2 separate regions of the Homo sapiens genome follow, and region 2 is linked to region 1. Evidence: chromatin loops called from intact Hi-C (ENCODE). Cell type or tissue: psoas muscle. All regions are shown on one strand. Each heading gives the region's core, and the rest is flanking DNA. Links, peaks and the distances in the headings are about the cores only. Region 1 overlaps KTN1 (kinectin 1). Region 2 overlaps KTN1 (kinectin 1).

Region 1 (12,704 bases), core at 2,573-10,572:
CATTTGTTGTAACGTTGTGTAACTCAAACAAGTCTTGAAACCAATACAGAAAAGAGTACCGAAAAATTTAGACTTACATAGTACTTAGCAATAGAAGCCAAAGAATAATGTAATAAAATCTCCATAGAAACAATGACCATTAATTGCCACAGAATTCTAGACCCTGCTGAACACTGGAATATTAGTTTTTAGAAGCAATAAGTCTGTCAGCTCTGCAACAAACAAAACTGATCAACATTAGTAAATAATTAGTAAAAATTAATTCAGACTTTATATGAAATTTACTAATCCAGAATGTAATTTTTTTTTTTAATGAACAGTACCTCTTTCCAACCAGAGTATGACTGATTGAGGAACCAATATTCTTTTTTTTTTTTTTTTTGAGATGGAGTCTCGCTCTGTCGCCGAGGCTGGAGTGCAGTGGCGGGTTCTCGGCTCACTGCAAGCTCCGCCTCCTGGGCTCCCGCCATTCTCCTGCCTCTGCCTCCAGAGTAGCTGGGACTACAGGCGCCCGCCAACACGCCCGGCTAATTTTTTGTATATTTAGTAGAGACGGGGTTTCACCATGTTAGCCAGGATGGTCTCAATCTCCTGACCTCGTGATCCGCCCGCTTCGGCCTCCCAAAGTGCTGGGATTACAGGCGTGAGCCACCGCGCCCTGCCGAGAAAGCAATATTCTTATTATTTCACTAGGGATTACAGCTGACCTTTGCTTTTCTCTAATAAACTTTTCAGGAATGCACAAAGAAGAGTGCTAGCAAAGAGTTTTCCCTCTCTGGCCCCTCAATTACTCCAAGCTTCCGTATACAAAGCCATATGAAATTAGGACAAATTTTCACAGATAGTTAAGTACACCAATTAAATGGTGAAAGCCTGAATTTTTTTTTCTAAACCTTACAATCTATTCTGTAGTCTACATTTTAATTTCTACATTCCTACAACCTACATTTCTACTTTTTTTTTTTGAGATAGGGTCTGACTGTCGCCTAGACTGGAATGCAGTGGCACGATCTCAGCTCACTGCATCCTCCCCCTCCCGGGCTCAAATGATTCTCTGGCCTCAGCCTCCCAAGTAGCTGAGATTACAGGTGCCCGCCACCATGCCTTGTTAATTTTTGTATTTTTAGTAGAGATGGGGTTTCACCATGTCGGCCAGGCTGTTCTCAAACTCCTGACCTCAAGTGATCTGCCCGCCTCGGCCTCCCAAAGTGCTGGGATTACAGGTATGAACCACCATGCCAGCCCTTCTACATTTCAATTTTAATGTTCATATTCCACAGGGAAATTCCTATCATTGCTATTTAAGAAACAGCAAAGAGATTCGACATCTACGCAAACAGCAAAATTGTGAATAAACAGCAAAATCTTACACACAATCTAAAAACAAGTACAAATGAAGAATCCGATAAACTTAAGAAATGTTCATTCTGATTCACTGAAATTAAGAGGCATTTGCTTTAATACATTCACAATCTTATGTGTTTATCATTCTCTGAAATTGTACCTTAAGAACTATGGCTTAAGAAAACATTCCCTGAAGACTTTTACTCACTTATTACACAAAGTTTAGCTTATACTACTCAAAAAGTGTAAGCCAAATGAGTAACTCCCCTTTTCAAATACATGTTCTCCCATCTATCTGGGAGCCCAACACAGAGTCCAACGCACAATGTTGTCAAATATTTACTTCTCTGAACATAAATAACTTTATATAGGTGGTCCTTGTGAGTTCTTCCCTTTGGATTTTTTTTTTCAAAATAATCCTTCATATATACAGTATATACTAATCCTATTTGTGTTCACTGGTACTCTGAAACACAAAATCAAGGATGTTTTATCATGATATGGACTTCACCATAACGTTCTATTCTTGAAGCTGCAAAAAGAGTCTATGACAGAAAAAACATCAAAAAGTACAGATATAATTACCTTGAATTGGAAATAAGTGTAGCTTTGATATATTAACAAAGTTTAAGTCTACAGTGGCAAAAAAAACTTTGTCAAAAAAAAAAAAAGGTTCTATTCTTTTGACATCACTCGCAATAATAGGAAACCTAAGCAAAAAATTAGTGAGAGACCCGATCTTACTAAGAACCTTAGGGAGCTAACGCCAAGAAAAAGTAGTCCTTGTGATTTCACCAACTGAAAGTTGGTTTAAGTATGTCAATTATGTAATTAACATAATTAAAACACAGCACACCATGAACCTTCAAAATTTGTGATTGCAAAGACTGCCTTCCAGACAACAGAAATATGAGGTAAGAGGATGAAAGATGATCAGTTATCAGAACCTAAAATATAGCCACAAGTAGAGGCTCCTATCCTATGGTCATCCTTAGAATCCATGTTTACAACACAATCACCTCAACAGCCATGCAAAGACAGATGTTGCCTTCAACAGACACAGCTGCCATGATCCTACATTTCAAGTTCCATGAAAGGCTTCTGCTTTCCTCACTATTAGAAAATGCCTAAGAGTTAGGGGGAAAAAAGTAAAAGCTATTAAATATCATGTACTAAAAATAGAAAGTAGTCAAATTAAAATTGATGAATTTATTTTAGGTAAATCCAGACAATGTTACTAAAAAATATAGGCACATCAAAAGCCATCCACTATAAACCATTTATTTATTTTATTTTTACTTTTTTTTTTTTTTTTTTTGCTATTGAGTCTTGCTCTGTCGCCCATGCTGGAGTGCAGTGGCACGATCTCAGCTCACTGTAAGCTCCGCCTCCCAGGTTCACACCATTCTCCTGCTTCAGCCTCCTGAGTAGCTGGGACTACAGGCGCCTGCCACCACACCCAGCTAATTTTTTTGTATTTTTGGTAGAGACGGGGTTTCACCATGTTAGCCAGGATGGTCTTGATCTCCTGACCTCATGATCCGCCCACCTCGGCCTCCCAAAGTATTGGGATTACAGGCGTGAGCCACCGCGCCCAGCCGCCAAACCAGTCACTATTAAAAAAAATCACTCCGATACCTTTTTAAATAAAAGGGTTACTAAATCAGGAAAACCCAATACACATTATGGAATGTCTGATTTTGTCAGAACAGTCAATAAAGTAAACAAGCTATCCTTGGAGACAAGATTGATAAATCCTGAACATGGCTGAATACTGGCATAAATTGAAGAATATTTAAAAGGTTAAACAATAATATCCCAAAGTTGACAATTAATGGTTTAGAAAGTATCTTAACAATGTACCAAAAAACTAAGCCTGACCTTACTAACATTTTAATCAATTAAAGATAATCTTGCCAGTTTACAAATGTGTTGAATATGAGGATGAGAACAAAGGGCAAACCAATTAAAGGTTTCAGAACGTAAGATTTGTATTATCCTGTGTTACTCTGAGTTACCTGGTTAGAATAGCAGAAATTCTGACAACTAGTTCAGATAAGCTGGAACACCACATTACTAAGTCTACTACAGACTTAACCACATAATGAGCTGTTCATTTAACTGGTTTTCATCAAAATGGCTCTTGAAAATTACCACTTTTCAAGCAATGACCTTTTTTGGTATTAGTGACTGTTTACCTAAGCACACACAAAATATTCTATAGAGTGAAATTTCAACATTTATGATTTCAGACTCAATGTTTTATTCAACGTAATTATTTCCCATCAGCGTAAATCATATGGAACAGATCTATACTGTACATACAGTACACTGGATGAACCTAGATATGCTTCGTGTACATATGCAGAGCAAGAAAGTCAATGAGCTTCCAGCTCCTACAACTCCGTCTTTTCTGCATGTGTTCTATTTCCCGTGTTGTGAACAACTTGTGTTTGTTATTGCCCTAGTGGTGCTTTTCTGTGCAGACAACTTAAGTGCAGACTGAATGCAAGGTAACTCTGAACTCCAGAAAGCTTGAATTGGTGAAAAAACACAGTACAGAAGAAACAGACTTCCCAAAAAGTGACACTCTACCAACTACACTACCATCCACTATCAAATCTTCTTTCTCCTTTGGCAAATACAATTAGCCTTCATTATACTACATTATATTTTATGTATAAAGTGTATTTACTTTCAACTTGTTTATACCTACACAAATTTGTCTTCATTGTTAGATTAATATTTACCTACGTGTGAAAACTGTTTGGGATGAAATACCGCATCATAATTCCCTACTAAAATTAATGGAAATAGGCTTTCATTTAATAGCTTTTAAATTAGCAGCAGGGTTTTCAAGAATGAATTCAAAACATTGGATATTTGATTTTCAAGTTGGAGACAACAAGCAAAAATATTTCACACAACAATGGATACCAGTCCAAACTCAAAAATGAAAAAAAAAAAAAAAAAACTCTACTCTGCTTGAGTGGGAACAGCAACTCCAAAACAGAACGAAGAAACACAGGATGAGTGAGATCAAGCAGCAAAAGCAAGAATCACATTTCAATGCTTAAAGAGTCTAACTAATTATTATATAATCATAAATTAGTGTGATGCTAATATCAGATGTGTTCTGTAGAGCTGAATAATATTCAACAAGATTAAAAGATTTGTGCAAAGGAAGGGAACAGATCACTGAACTAGAGCACTCAGGATACACTGTGAATACTACTCAGGATACATAAGCTGGGATTCAAAAAACAAGTAAGCCTAAGATAGGTAGAAATGAAGATAACGACTTCCAATAAGGATCCTCCTCCAAATACTTAGTAATAGTGTGAAATATTACTTTTGCACCAACCTTTTGCACGAATATAAAAGGAAATTTAAAAGATATGGCTAAACTCAAAACTAAGATAAACATCGTACTGGGTGAGAAATGCAATAAAAATTCAAAACAGTAACCCATATCTTAAGTGCAGTAGAGGGAAGAAGGAACCAGGAAGATGGCTGGATAGTTCAGTTCCTAAAGGTAACAGCAACAAAACAGAACAAGGTTCATCGCCTGACACCAAGGGGTCAAGATTTGCACAGCTTGTAAAAAGAGAGGTTTCAAAAAAATAAAAAGGTAAAAAAAGAGAGGGGAGGAGAGGGGAGAAAAACAATGACACTGCAAATCCAGAGCTATAACTTTACAGAAGCTCCAAGCCTGGAGAAAAAAAAAAGACAACAAAACATCCAATGTCATAGCAAATTAAAAATTAGTAATTCCTTAATGCAAAGCTAGTGTTCGTTCACGTTCCCCAAGTGCTTTGCAAGTATTTTGTTATTCCTTGACTGGTATATTTCTTGTCTCCTTTCACGTACTATACCTATCTCTTTATTTTTCAGTTTCTTACAATTCTTAGAACTTTTAGTTGGGAAGGGAAAAAAAACCAAGCAGCTAGTCCTAGCGCGTTTCCCAGTGTGAATTTTGTTGATAGTACCCTCACAGTGTTTAACAAGTTTTCTTTTTTTTTTTTTGGGGGGGGGGTGTCTATTTCTGATCAATTAGTAAATTCAAAAATAAGATTAAATTTCAGAGTTTTGATTTGAATGCAAGAGTTGTCAAAATAATGAGTCTGTCCAACATTAAAACCAGTTTTTTTAATCCAAAACATAGCAAGAAATTTAATGAGAAAAAACAATCATATAAAAACACGAATTCACACCAGATGTTTTATGAAATGGTCTGACAAAGATTTTTAAATTTGAACATGTTAAAGAAGGAGATAGAGGTTTTCTAAGTAGCAAAAGGGTTGCCAAACAAAGAGAATTGAAACAGGTGATTATGAAAAAGCAATTCCAAATTTAAAATATGAAAATTATAGATACTGGCATATAGACTCAACAGATACAATACACTCTAGACAAAATAGAAAAATAAAATGGTAAATTGCTAGACAGTAATGAATTCACCTAGTATGAAGCACAGAAAAGAGAAAAAAATGATAGAACAATTAAAAACACGGGATAAACTTAGCCTCCAAGACAGGTCTAGCAAAAGAGAAAAGTGAAAATAAAAGAAGCAATATTTAAAGAGGTGAGAATTTTTCAAAATTAAAGATTTGATTCCTCATACTGTAAGTATACTCTAAGTACAAGCTGTATACATAGAAGTTTGTCCATACATATTCAAAATACCAAGCACAAAGATCTACTTCACAATATATGTGCAAAACAATTTAAGAAAACCACATGCAAACACTGGCATCACTGTGAAATATTTACAAAACACTTAGGATGTCAAATAGGGACTGGAGGAGGGACTTCAAAGTTTATTGAATAACTATCCAAAGTTTCTTTTTCAAAACACTCCTACATACAGTCATCCCTCAGTATGCGCCAAAAATTGGTTTAAGGACACACACAGGTACACCAAAATCTCCCATAGTCAAGTCCCATAGCCCATCTACTCAGGTTTCACCATCCTGCTCCATGTATAAGTGGACCCGTGCAGTTCAAACCCATGTTGTTCAAGGGTCAACTGCAATTATTTTCTTATGACTCTAAAAGTAAGTTGTAGATGCAATCCTCGAAACAACTCCATACTGTCAAAGTATTATTTCAAAGCATCTATAAATAAACACATTTTAGCCCTTAAAAACTGAAATGGTAAGCAGTGGAAATCTTGGAAAAAAGAAAACAGCATAAAGGGGAAGAAACAAAAATCAATTCCAGGGAAAGAACTGTGAGACAACATAAAACTTTTTAAGACAACATGCAAGAACATCTTCATAACCGTGAGGTAGAGAAGAATTTCTTAAACTAGACACAAAGTACAAATTATAAAAGGAAAACACTGATAAATTCAACTACATTAAAATTTTTAACTTTTAATAGAGACACCATAAGAAAGTCAGAAGACAAGCCACAAAGTAGGAAGACATTTATAACACATAATTGGCAAATAATTAGTATTCAGAACATATGAAGAAATCTTGCCACCCAAAAAGATAAACCCAACAGAAAAATGAACAGTCATTTCAGAGAAAAGGAAACTAGTGCCCAGCAAACTCTGAAAATATGTTTTCTCTCATTAATCAGAAATGCAAGGCCAGGTGCAGTGGCTCACGCCTGTAATCACAGCATTTTGGGTGGCCGAGGCGGGCGGATCACCTGAGGTCGGGAGTCCGAGACCAGCCTGAGCAACATGGAGAAACCCTATCTCTACTAAAAATACAAAATTAGCCAGGTGTGGTGGTGCATGCCTGTAATCCCAGCTGAGGCAGGAGAATCGCTTGAACCTGGGAGGCAGAGGTTGCAGTGAGCAGAGATCGCATCATTGCACTCCAGCCTGGGCGACAAGAGCAAAATTCCGTCTCAAAAAAAAAAAAAAAAAAAAAAAAGAAAGAGAGAAAGAAAGAAATGCAAGACATACAATGTATCAATTCACACACAATAGGCTAACTGGTTTTTGCCATTATCATGTATAGGGAAGAATGTGGAGCCATCACACATATACACTGGTGACAGGAATAAACTGGCACATTTATATTGGAAAGAAAACAATTTACACTAACTAGTAAAGTTGAAAATGTCTTGTCTCCTACAATCCAGCAATTCTATTTCTAGCTAGTCATAAGCCCCAAAACTATCTACACTCTAGTCTCAACTCACTAGCGATTAGCATAAAACTTAGGTCTTGACTAGCGTTTTTAGTTTTAATGAAACAGAACAGCATGGAATAGTATACCTGATAATATACTGAGTCATAATTTAAAATGTGTTTCTTATTGTGAGTGGTAACAAAAAGTTTGAAAAAAAACACTATCCTAGAGACACAAGTGCAACAAATAGACCTATGCTATTCAAGGTGTTCATAGCAGCACTGTGTATACTAACAACAAAAATACCTAGAAACCCAATGTCCAACAGGAAACAGGTTGTAAAATATTCATACATGAAGTAGCCAAATGAGTTAGAGCTACATACAACATGGTGAAAGAATATCCTGGGCCGGGCATGGTGGCTCATGCCTGTAATCCCAGCACTTTGGGAGGCCAAGGCGGGTGGATCACAAGGTCAGGAGATCGAGACCAGCCTTGCCAACATGGTGAAACCCCGTCTCTACTAAAAATATAAAAATTAGCTGGACGTGGTGGTGCATGCCTGTAATCCCAGCTACTCAAGAGGCTGATGCAGGAAAATCGCTTGAACCTAGGAGGCAGCGGTTGCAGTCAGCCAAGATCGCGCCACTGCACTCCAGCCTGGGCAACAGAGCGAGACTCCATCTCAAAAAAAAAAAAAAGAATATCCTGATAACAAGGTTGAGGGGAAACAGGAAGTTACAAATAAACTCATACAGAAGGATTCCATTTAGAGTTCAAAAACCAACAAAACAACAAAATAGGGATACAACTAGATCTGGCAAAACTAAAAGAAAAGCAAAGGTAAGAAAGGTAGTGGTTAGAGTGTGGGAAGGGACATAAAGAAATAAAAAGGATTATGTTCTCAAACTGGGTATTAGATACAAGGCTGTTCATTATGTCTTTATATCTTACACGTACTCTTAAAATATTATCTCATACGTATTTTATTTTAAAAGAAAAAATTTAAAGCTGAGAGAAAGGTACACAGGTGTTCAGTACACAGATGTTCATTTTATATTTAATCTTTAAACTGTACATATACATTATACATTCTTATATGTCTGAATCATTTAATAGTGGTTTCAACTTTCAATAAAACAATAAAAAGACAAGTAGGAAGAGATAAATGTAAATCAAAACAAACAAGCAAACAGGCATAAGCTTCCCTGCTTCTTAACTTATACAATTACAATAAAAGCACTGAATAATTGTAGAAAGTTATTCCTACTTTGGAAGAAATTTTCCCCAAAAAGAAAAGTCCTTTAAAATAAGAAATCTATTAAAAATGTTTACAGAAAATATCTAGGTTTGTATGTGTGGTTTTTTTTGTTTTGTTTTGTTTTTACTTATTACAAAGCTACCTTAAGAAATCAGATAAATAAGGCTGGGTGCAGTGGCTCACACCTGTAATCCCAGCACTTTAGGAGGCTGAGGTGGGCAGATCACAAGGTCAAGAGATCGAGACCATCCTGGCCAACATGGTGAAACCCCGTTTCTACTAAAAATACAAAAATTAGCTGGGCGTGGTGATGCATGCCTGTAGTCCCAGCTACTCAAGAGGTTGAGGCAGGAGAATCACTTGAACCTGGGAGGCGGAGGTTGCAGTGAGCAGAGATCGTGCCACTGCACTCCAGCCTGGGCGACAGAGAGACACTCCATCTCAAAAAAAAAAAAAAAAAAAAGAAATCAGATGAATATAGTAACCAAGAATAATAATTAAAGAATCTCTGGCCCAGCATGGTGGCTCATGCCTGTAATCTCAGCACTTTGGGAGGCTAAGGCAGGTGGATCACTTGATTTCAGGAGTTCGAGACCAGCTTGGCCAACAAGATGAAACCCCATCTCTACTAAAAATACAAATATTAGCGAGATTTGGTGGCAGGTGCCTGTAATCCCAGCTACTCAGGAGGCAGTAGAATCGCTTGAGCCCAGGAGGCAGAGGTTGCAGTGAGTCAGAGGTTGCAGTGAGCCAAGATTGTACCACTGCACTCCAGCCTGGGTGACAGAGCGAGACGCCGTTTCAAAAAAAAGAATCTCTTTATACCAAAAGTAGTATGTTATTTTGAATGCTGCCAGGACTTTCTGCTTAAATGAAGGTTACATAACACTGAAAGGATATGAAATATAACTACCAATTTATGCCAGGTAATTAATCCTAAAAGAGCAGACAAAAATTCGGCTTTCATCACTTTACAACTAACTTATATTTATGAATTACTTCTTTTCTCCCCAAAACCTCAGACAAGGTAAATGCCTCGGCTGTATTTTATGTATAATTCCAAGGCTAATCTTGAATGTATAACTGACCTTTGAACACTATGGGTTTAAACTGTGTGGGTCCACTTCATGCAGATTTTTTTTTCGGTAACTATATTGGAAAATTTTTTGGAGACTGCAACAATATGAAAAAAACTCACAGGGAAACCACAGCCTAGAAATATTGAAAAAAATTAAGAAAAATGTCATGAATGCATAAAATATATGTAGATCCCAGTCTATTTCATAATTTACTACCATAAAATATACACAAATAATAAAGTTAAAATTTATCAAAACTTACACAAACCAGACCCTATATGGTTACTGTACATGGTGCCATTTGCAATAGATGGAAATGTAAACAAAGGTCAAGATACAGTACCAAATCACAACTGCATAAAATTAACTGCAGTACATACTGTACCACTGTAATAATTTTGTGGCCACCTCCTGTTGGTATTACTGTGAGCTCAAGTGTCTGAAGTATCCCTGACTCCTATCCATGACTCTAATTATCTCCACATGAGCATTCTGTCCTTCCAGTAACAGTATCACAGTAAAAAGTGATCATAGTTCTCGCATATTTTTCATCATTTTTAGCACAACACTGTAAACCCTGAATAACACCATGAGACCCATGCCAAGTGCCACTAGTAATGCTGGAAGTGCTCCCGAGAAGCAGAGAAAAGTCATGACAAGGAAAAGTTGAATTACTTGATATGTACTTAGACTGAGGTCTGCAGTTACAGTTGCTCACTGTTTCAGACAGATGATTCATCTTACAGATGATATAAACTTATGGTATCAATAAACAGTACAGTATTGTAAATACACAGTCTCTTATGATTTTCTTAGTAGCATTTTCTTTTCTTTAGCTTTATTATAAGAATACAGTATATAATACATATAACGTACAATATACATGTTAATTGACTATTTATGTAATTGGTAAGGTTTCCAGTCAAAAGTAGGGTACTAGTAGTTAAGTTTCTGGAGAGTCAAAAGTTATACAAACATTTCTGACTGTACAGGGTGCTAGTGCCCCTAATTCCCACATTGTCCAAAGGTCAGCTGTATTTTTTACTTGAAAAGTGCTCCAGAATTTTCAAGCTCAGAAATACTTCAAGTTAAAACTAAATCCAATTATTTAGACTAAAAGAAAAAAAAGAGTGAAAGAATTAAGCCACTTTTACAAAAGGATTCAATTTAAACTTAAAATTACAGCAAACATCTAGTCAAACTGGAAGCTATTTAAGAAATGATTCTCCAGCAATAGAGTACCAAGCACAAAGATTATCCAGCACAGCACCTGAAACTGTACCCAGAAATAAGAGCACTAAATACAAGCTTGAGGAATTCCCTTTACAGAAATCATGACATTCAGCCAACCTCAAGAGACCCAGATTATGAAAACTACGTAAAGTAATTACGGAAACATTTCAAATGAACATGACTTCCCAATAAAGTAGGCAAGTACAGGTTGGTGGCACGTAAGTGAATTCAACCTGTGTGGATATTACAGATTTAAGGCAACATCTTCAACGTTCTGCAACATAGCATTCAGAACACTAGGGAGTTTTCAGTGCACAGCTTAGCTTGTCCAAATTTATTTCAAAAGGTAATTAGATCTAAACACAAGCATTCACTAAATTATTTATGTACAGATTCCACTCAGAACACTTACATTACTGATGAACAAGATTAACTGGGACTAAGCACACCCATTTTGCTGAAATTCATGTTTCAAATTGTTTTCCATTCCACTCTCCCAAGAGTAAACCTAAAACCCTTATTCTTAGAGTTTCACTTTATATGGCATACCAAATACCACTCAGTTAGCCATGCTAATAAAGGATGGCAAGTAAAGCAAAAGACTCAATGAGTCCCAATCATTTTCAAGCATCAGACCATCCATTCATTCAAATTGAGCACTAGCTAGGTGTCAGACATATAGTTCACAGCGATGAACAAGACAGTCCCTGCCTCACATTATTTATATTCTTGTAGGTGAGGCAGATACCAAGAAAGAAATAAGCGTATTATAACATCAGGTTGTGACTGATAATGCAATGAATAAAAATAAGGCTGTGACAAAGAATAGGGAGGGTATGCATTTTTAGGTAGGGTCAGAGTTGGCGTTTTCGAGGTAACCATTAAGAAATGTCTATAAGATCACACAAGAGTAACTTATAATGAACATATGCAGGAAATGAAACAGAAAAGTTTCTTGGAAACAAAAGGACGACATTCTATCTACTGCTTTCCATATAACTAAAACATTTTATAGCATGTGGTTTAAGTAGCTTTTACTGTTTTCTCCACTTGAAAAACTTCAAGTCTTTAAATTTAAATCACTAGTTTTAAGAATTAATCTTCTAATTCCTATGGGGGGGAGGGGGATCCTTATAACCTTAATTTAGCTTTGTAATGCCTAACATTAGACAGCTGCACATGGACAGCGTTTTGTTTTCTTCAGAAAGCATTCTTATAAAACAGCTCAACGGGTAAGAATGGGCTCTAAGTCAGAATGCCTCAGTTAAAATTCAGGCTCCTCCTAAAGATATTTGTGTCTTTGAACAAATTATTTGTCTCCCTAGTTTTCACCAAATAGTACCTACCTCATAAGGTTGTTGAGAAGATTAAATATGATATGATATGATAATGCACCTAAAGCATTTAGAGTTTGACAGCAAATATGTACTCCAATGTTAGCTATCACTTATGAGGCAACTACTGAGGTAAGATAATTCCTTAATGAGCCTTAGGCAGGTTAATATAGGTTAAGATCACACATGCAGTAAGTGGTACTGACTAGCAAAACTAAATTCAAGCCCAAGGTCTTCAGGCTCCCTAGTGCCCAAGCTGTTTCCACTACCCCACAGAACATTATGTAATTAAAGAACTGGACAATAAAGAACTTGCATAAAACCTTAGAGTTAATAAGGTCTAAGACCTGTAGGTCTCCTA
Region 2 (8,000 bases), core at 1-8,000, 75 kb before region 1:
GAAATCACCTTCTTACACTTTCTCAAAAGAGCCTTATTCGATTATCTTTTATCTTTTCCAAGCTTATGAAGACAAAATCTTATTTGCTTCTTTTTTCTATGTTTAAATTACAAACAGTTCATTTGCTGAACTAACCTTAACCTCCTCTGACCCTGAAGTTCCAGCCATACATTCTTTTGCCTTTTTTTCAAATCCATGCAACCATTCACCATAACTCTGTGGACGAGAAAAGTTAAAATCATTAATTTCCAAAGAAAAAAAAAATCCAAATAAAACAGGTGAAACATTTAAAATAACCAAATTAGATAATTATAAAAGAAACCTACACAGACAAACAGGACATTGCTACAAATTTCAAAGAGGAATGTAACTACTGCATAAGTTGGACATAACCCACTTTGAAAAACAAGCACTAAAAACAGACCTATGTACCTACCATCAAAATAAAATATTATATACCTAACCAAGAGTATTTTCAACTGAATTCTGCAGTTGCATGTAGAAAAACCTGGGTTCAAATCTGGCCTCTACCACTTACTAGCACCAGGACAAATAATCTTTAAAACACAAAAAACCCAGACTAATTTTTCAAAACTGTTTCCAGGTAAATCAGTTCTCAAAAATGAAGTATTTTGAGTTCATAAAGTGAAAGTGAAGTATTTTGAGTTCATAAAGATGTTCCATTTGGAGGATTTCAAATTCTGTGAAAATGCTCCAAGGACTCTAAAATTATTTCATTCAAATTAGGAAATATTATTCAGTATTTTAAAAATCCTAATGAGAAGTGATATGCATACACATTCACTTGTTTAAATCCAACAAAAACTCAATTTGTGCTGACAGGTTAGCTGATGTAAATATGCATGTATTACAGTTTTGGCATTTATTCTAAATTTTAGAATAAATTACTCTAAATTATTGATGCTTATCTGAATTTTACACTTTGATAAAGTGTATCTGTGTGTTACATACTTTAAATCAAATTTCCTCTTATTCCTTCTTTTAAGTCTTTGGATTAAATTTAAGAAAAAAACTCATGAAATTTTTATTAACTGCTATAATATAAACTGTTACATATGCAGCAGAATCAGGATTCTCTGGAAACTATCAAATAACAAAAAACAAAAGTAGATGCTGAGTCACTCCATAGTACAATACCTTTAATATCAAATTAGTTTTAAAACACTATTTAACATTCTCACATTATAAATCTGAACCAAGACTAAATGTACACTATCAGAATCCTACTTAACAGTTTCAACTATTGGTACCCAACATAAATTAAAATAAGATAAAAAACTAGTTTTGTTGCTTAAAGTTTGTAAATTTCCTTCTAGGTCATATAATTTAGATCTCTCCTATGTTGACTGCTCAGCAAAACAGCAAGAGGAAACAGTAAAAAAATTTATATATTTTTATATCTACTAATTATCTTGACTTATCTTAATATTAATGAAGCTTATTGCTTTATTATTTTATAACATAAATAGTTTATTGTCCTTCAAATCTTTACAAACCTAAAATGCCAGACTCTAATGTTAGCACATAGAAAGTTTAGTACATTTCTTGTAGACTATATGCAGAAATATTCAACTTTTGACAAGTATATGAACAAAAGCCAAACAGTATCATCCATTTATTATGATGACTTATAAATATTTCTAGTGTCAAAAAGATCTGGTTACTGAGAGTGGGTAGTATTGCTGTTAGAAAAGAAAATTTTTACTGCTGGTGATCTTATACAATCTTTGAAGAACAGAAATTATCAATCATTAATTCTCTTGGCTCATAAAGTACTGCCAAAAAATACATCCCCCAGTATTATTTCCATAAATATAAAGTAGAAACAAAAACAGGTTATGCCACAAAGAAAAAAAAATTGAATATATTAATAGCAACCCTTTCTCTTAGGTTCAATTTAACAACAGCACTAGAACTGATAGTGTATCTATACGTTTACTCAGTGCTAGGTATTTCATCAGTTCAACTCAAAAGTGGTAGAGATCTCCTAAACTGATCAGATCGGAACATATCCTCGATAGTTACAATGGAAACAAAGGAGTTTTCTCTCCTTACTTGAAATAAATGTAGGCTATACTTAACTCAGACTACAAATAGAACAAGCCATTAAGTTTACTTACCCCACCCCTAGCACCCACAGAGCTCCTTGGAGAAATAGTTGATTCTATGTTTGGGGCAGGAAATGTATATGATAAATCAGGAGCACCTTATCATACCACAAAGCATAGAAGCTATCAAAGTTTAGCAGCATTGTGTCAAAACGACTTGGTAACAAACCTAAATAAGTTCCAATGGGCCAAAGGAAGACAAGCAGACATTACGAATCTCCTCATGAAAGTGCACACCACCGCCCATGAAGTGGTCTTGCCCCTACTCTACCCTACCCCCAAAATACTGAGCCTTAATCTGACCAGGAATCAGATTCCTGATTACAGATTTGATACATAAAAGATACATAAAGAAAAGAGGAACATGCTAACACCACAGGGATGCAGTCAACTAAATCCAAACTGTGGGAAACTTCATAGGAAACCACTAAGTTTTGTTTTTGTTTTTTTTTTAAAGGAGGTGGGGTGTTGCTGAGAAAGAGTCGGGGAACCCGAGGATTAAAAAATATCTAAGAGATGTCTCAAACCAGTTACATACTGACCTTATTCGGATCCTGATTAAAACAAACTACAGTAAGTTATTATTTAATAAAACAGACAATTTATGACAACTGGAGAAATGCATACTATACAAAATTAAGAATGTATTTTTAAGTGTAATATCACACTTTTTAAAAAGAAATGCTTATGTTTTAGAAATGTGTACTGAAATATTTACAGAAGAAATGCTCTGATGTTTGAGTTCCTTCAAAATAATCTAGGGAATGCAAGGTGGGAGGTAAAAGAAGATTGCTTATATGCGTGCCATGTACTGATAAGTGCTATGGAGAGATGTTGGGTACATCAGGCCTCATTATGCTCGTCTCTCTACTGTTGAACAGTTTTCCATTAAATAAGAAAAAAAAAAAAAGACCCTACACTCTATTTTAGGAAACTCACATGCACATTCACTGACTTTCTCTGCCCTCAAATAATTATTAATTCTCTGAACAAAGGAGAACATGTACTACCTCAAGTAAACCAAGTTGTTCTATATTATCTGTAAGATTTCTGCTTGAAGAAGGTAATAGATGACCAAAAATCTTGAGTTTTAAAATGTAAAGAGCCTAGTTCATAGTATCAAGTACATTAAGGAAGTGTTGCTAAAACTAAGAAGCAATCACTTAAAATTAAGTTTTAAATAAAGCCATTAAGAATGTTACCATATTGGTTTTATTAGCATTAAAAAACATTTCTTTCCCAAATATGATGTTTTTAATCCTCTAATGTCTCATATATAAAATTTTATAGAAACAATAGTATCAGGTAAATAGAAATGAGTTTTGAACCAAGTTATTAATCTTTACTGAAAAGCACCAGCTTAACAATAGGAAAGATCAAGAAATCAGCACTCTACTGAAACCAAGTGGAGTGCAAATGATGTTGCTTATTCACACCTTTCTTGAATAATGTCATCATGTTAAAAAAATAATAAATTAGTCTTACCAAATTAGAAGGGACAGACACCTTTGGAAATAATTTTTTGAGAACTTCTTTAGCCTCCAACTCAACAGCTTCCACCTGTTGCTGCCTTTCCTAAAGCAGAAGATGAGCCAAATCAAACTTACAAGATCACAGAATGTTTTTAAAAAAAGAAAAGAAAAAAACTATAGTGTTTTATAATTCTACGGGAAGAAAAAGTTTAAAAAAAATTTTTAATACTAACAAATATTAAAATTTCCCACTTTAAGATATTAAAATGCTCCCATAAGAAAAAATCTGCAAAATCTCTAAAGCATCCTAAATATCAAATAATGCCTTAGCAATATCTGACAATATGGACATTTTCCCTGGCATTTAGAAATCAAGTGATTTGCCTGTCCAGGAACAATTCAAAATCAGACACACAAAAAGCATTTCTTATAGCTAAAACTTTATAAACTACCTATAGTAGAAAATACACATTGGAGGAACACAACTGAGCTTTATTGGCTGGTATATCTCTATTAAAAAATGCATCACTGATGGACTATATAACATCATGGCATTAAAATGGTAACTCTCTTATTTCCAACTTCAAGGTCATGTGAAGTATTTATGCTAAACAAGGAGGACCATCAAAATCTGATGGATGACATAAATGGGAAAAAGAAAGAACAAGGAGCAACTGATGGCATATTACTTCACTAATGCCACACATCATAAAAACTAGTTCTGACACTTGTATATGGACTCTGCTATAAATTTACAAATATTACAAATGTCTAAGTCTAAATGTGCTGATATTAAATCCAAGTCTAATGGATATCAATTATAAACTCAAAACCATGGTTTGTCAAAATTAGGGTAATGACTTATCACGCACCAAAAACAAAAATGTAACATTTCAACTACCTCCACAAGACTTGAAAAAAAAGACCCCTATAAAAATGCACATCTAAACCAAGCCAAGAAAATCATCTAAAAACAACAGTCACAAAGTTCAACAGGTGACAAGAAGGCAAGCAAGCTAGAAACATCTCAACCATATCTTTCCCCCAACATTTATATGTGAAATTTGAAATCTATCACTGATTCAAGGTCTACACACTTCAATTTTAGAAAATCTAATCACATGAAAATTTACACAACAGCTACAGATTTTGCCATTTTCCATACACACAAAAAGCTGTTAAAGATCAGCAGCAGTATTTTTACAATAGGTGTTTTAATAGGATATTTTCAATAATTCAATGAAGTCCACTAATTTTCAGGAATACACCTAACTGCATAAAATAAGGAAAATAATTAATGCTATTTCAAGGACATTAAGAGGTAATTCTTATCATTTGACCAAAGTACTAATCTTTAAAGAAAACCGGTTAGGAAAAGAGACACTGAGGAACAGCTTTTTGAAAACTTTCCAAGGAAAAAAAAAGACTAACTAAAAGAACAAAGTATCTAACATAACCAAGAGCCACAAACATGGGAAGTTACTTTTATTTGGTATTAACAATTTTAGCTAAGTAGTTTTCATCTGACACAGTAGTTTGGTTATAGACAGCAATTTCCATTCCACTTTAACATCTGGGAAAGATCTAATATTGAAAACTGAACTATAATTTGCATACCATCTTTAAGTGAAATGTATAAGAGTTTCTTTCAGTAGCTCCTCAAGAGTATTTAGCCTTTAAAAATAATCCTGTAAAGACAGCATATATCATCCTCTTTACATTTTAGGTAAGCTGACCGTAACTTATTTCTAGTTAAAATACTAAAAGTGTTTCACATAGTTCCTTTTCATCACAACATAATTTATGGCACTGGGTCAATCAACATCCCTTTACACGTATGCTATCTAAGGACTGTCTAAATTCCATTGAAATATAGAAGACTTTCAATTCTATTCTCTGTAGATCTTTAGCTATGCAAGAAGGCATTATGCACAAAAATTCTTTCTTTTAGAATCATAAAATGCAAAAATGCCTATGGCAAGTAGCATGTAACTTCTTGTAGGAATGGTGTGATTAGCACCCACATACCCAGTCCCACTAAAAAAATAAAACCAAAAAGGTGGCTCTTAACCATCAAAAACAAAGTAATATAAACAACCAGAAACCACACTAAAACCCTCATCGCTGACAGAAATGACTGTACAATTGCAACTACTCCCAGTGAAATAATAATGAAATGTCCTATCTGACCTAGATTTTCCTACTCTCTGGTCCCAATATACCTCTCAGCTATCTCGAATTTAACCTTTACTGAAAATTATGGCTAGATAAATAGGGATATAGTTAAATACAAATCCACTAAGCTACAGGAAATGTAACTACAAACGTATACTTGCTAAAAAAAAAAAAAATTTACAGAACTATTTTATGCTTAAACATTCCTTCAGGTGTCACTAAGACTTATATTAAAGATTCAATAGAGTACCATGGCACACAAAATATTTTCATAGTGCTAAAATTAATCATGTAGGTTCTTTCTTTTACCTGTCTGCAAAATTCAATACCCCTGTTTCACATTTACACTTGACAGGAATTTTCAAAATACTTAACTGGACTGGCAGATTCAATTTTCTCAATCTTTAAAAACAACTTCTCTATTACAATTCATTAGAAATCTTCACACCCAATGGTACAACTTGAGCTCAAGGAGAATGTCCTCCATTGTTCTGAAGACAGAGGGGGCTATATATTTCAGGAGTACTTTACATACTCTGGTCAAGAGAATTATCCCTTGATAGTAATATTTCATCTAAACATGCCATGTGTCATTGCTAGCCAGTAATACATGAAGTTTCAGTCCACCACCTCTAAGGAACCATTCCAAGCAACACACCCAAAGTTGATGCCTTTCCTGTATTTAAGACTTTGATCATTTCTCTACCTTATCTGAGACATCTTGGTGTGCCCTCCAAAACACGTAGTTTATGGCACATCCTACATATTCAAATGTGTTTGTTAATTCACCTAGATTTCTTTGGTTCAAAGTTTTCATGAAAGTTATCTTAACCAACCCAAAAGGCGCATATTGTCTGACAAGAGGTTAACATCGGTCTTCTGAGACTCTTCAGCTTAAAGTTGTGCTCAACAAAGCCCAAACAATCAGGTAATCACAACAAATCAGCATGCCCAAAATTAAAGCTTCAAGGAGTAGATGAAAAAAGCAGAGATGATAGAGATGATAAATATGGATAAGGAGATTTTATATTTAAATTGCAGTAAAAGTAAATGCTTTAGTCTGATTTTAAGACAAGCTGCAGATTTTCTCTGTTCAGTGGATTGTTTCTAGGAGTTAGCATTACAACCTTGGAAGTCTTGTTCACTTTGTCCTGCAGCATTTTTTCAGTTGATGCCAATGCTTCCATTGCTTCCCAGTTTTTCTCCCGAAGGTCCTAATCATTTTTAGAAAGAATGATTTCAGTTTATCCATTATTGAAAGATTTTTGCTTTTTTACTTCATCAGTATTTTGCACTGCATTTAAATGCTGGTTACTGCAAAATTATTTCAATGGGAAAATATGCATATTAGCAAAAAAATAAAAAGCAATGTTTAGAAGTTTGAATGAGAAAATAAAGACGCCCACTTTCCATGTTTTAGTATATATATCAAATAGGCCAGCTTTTAAAATAATTACTATGCACATGTGACAAAGAAGAAAGCATTCAAAAGTAAAGACACAAACCAAGAATACATACATGATTTCAGGTACATTGAACATTAGAAGATTAAAGACAGAGCAAATATAGAAGTATTATAAAAAGCTTTTCATGTGATGTTTAAACGAGGCCCAATAACACTCATAGGACTTTCCACTGCAGTGTAACGTTTTTTCTCTATGGTTTAATACAATTAACATGTTTCAAATCTACCTAGGAATCCCATAGTAACCCACTGTGTCCTATGTCTTTCTTGGCATGGCCAAACATTCATGCCACAAAACAACCTTACATGAATTGTATGAGCTAGTTGATCAAAGCAAAGGGGAAGGCTGGAAGGCTATAAAATAGATTCTCTTGGAGGCGAAAGAGGTTATTAAAAATTGAGAGATCTGGATTTTAACAGCATTTCATTCACAAATATAATCTGCTATATTTCAGTCTTTTTTTTCAGAATGAGAAATCTAAACAGATAAAAACCAACAACGAAAAATAAAAAGCCAATAATCACCATTTATTACTTAATATATGCCAACCACTGTACTTGGCAGTTCACAAATTCTCACCGTTACAACAACCCCATGAGGTATTTATTCCCATTCTATAGATAGGGAAACCACAGCTCAAGTAAGTTAGGAAACTGAGCCAAGTATACACAGAAAACGAAGTGGCAAAACTAGAAGGAAAGACTGACACTGCTATCTGCTGGCCTCCAGTGTCCTGGCTCTTTTCACACGGGTTCAAT

The links. A loop is a pair of places that touch in the nucleus more often than their neighbours do. Peaks named below come from ENCODE experiments on the same cell type or tissue, not always from the same donor. Only the 100,000 strongest peaks of a DNase experiment are listed, where the experiment ranks them.
Region 2: it touches region 1 in a loop (2.5-fold over the local background); 10 of 110 quality-filtered maps call a loop at or near these places.

The regions. Positions count from the first base shown.
Region 1 is chr14:55,586,113-55,598,816 of GRCh38, reverse strand. The region is part of intron 1 of KTN1 (kinectin 1); the gene reads right to left. Among named protein-coding and RNA genes, the nearest start is that of KTN1, 12 kb to the right of the region's middle. In psoas muscle, for the core only: no CTCF peak of the experiment used is centred there; no DNase peak of the experiment used is centred there; H3K4me3 peaks cover 1,626 bases; H3K27ac peaks cover 3,992 bases.
Region 2 is chr14:55,662,945-55,670,944 of GRCh38, reverse strand. It overlaps KTN1 (kinectin 1), which reads right to left. Exons shown (of 44, transcript NM_001079521.2): 33 at 6,904-6,990; 34 at 3,615-3,704; 35 at 136-216. Among named protein-coding and RNA genes, the nearest start is that of KTN1, 87 kb to the right of the region's middle. In psoas muscle, for the core only: no CTCF peak of the experiment used is centred there; no DNase peak of the experiment used is centred there; H3K4me3 peaks cover 364 bases; H3K27ac peaks cover 3,627 bases.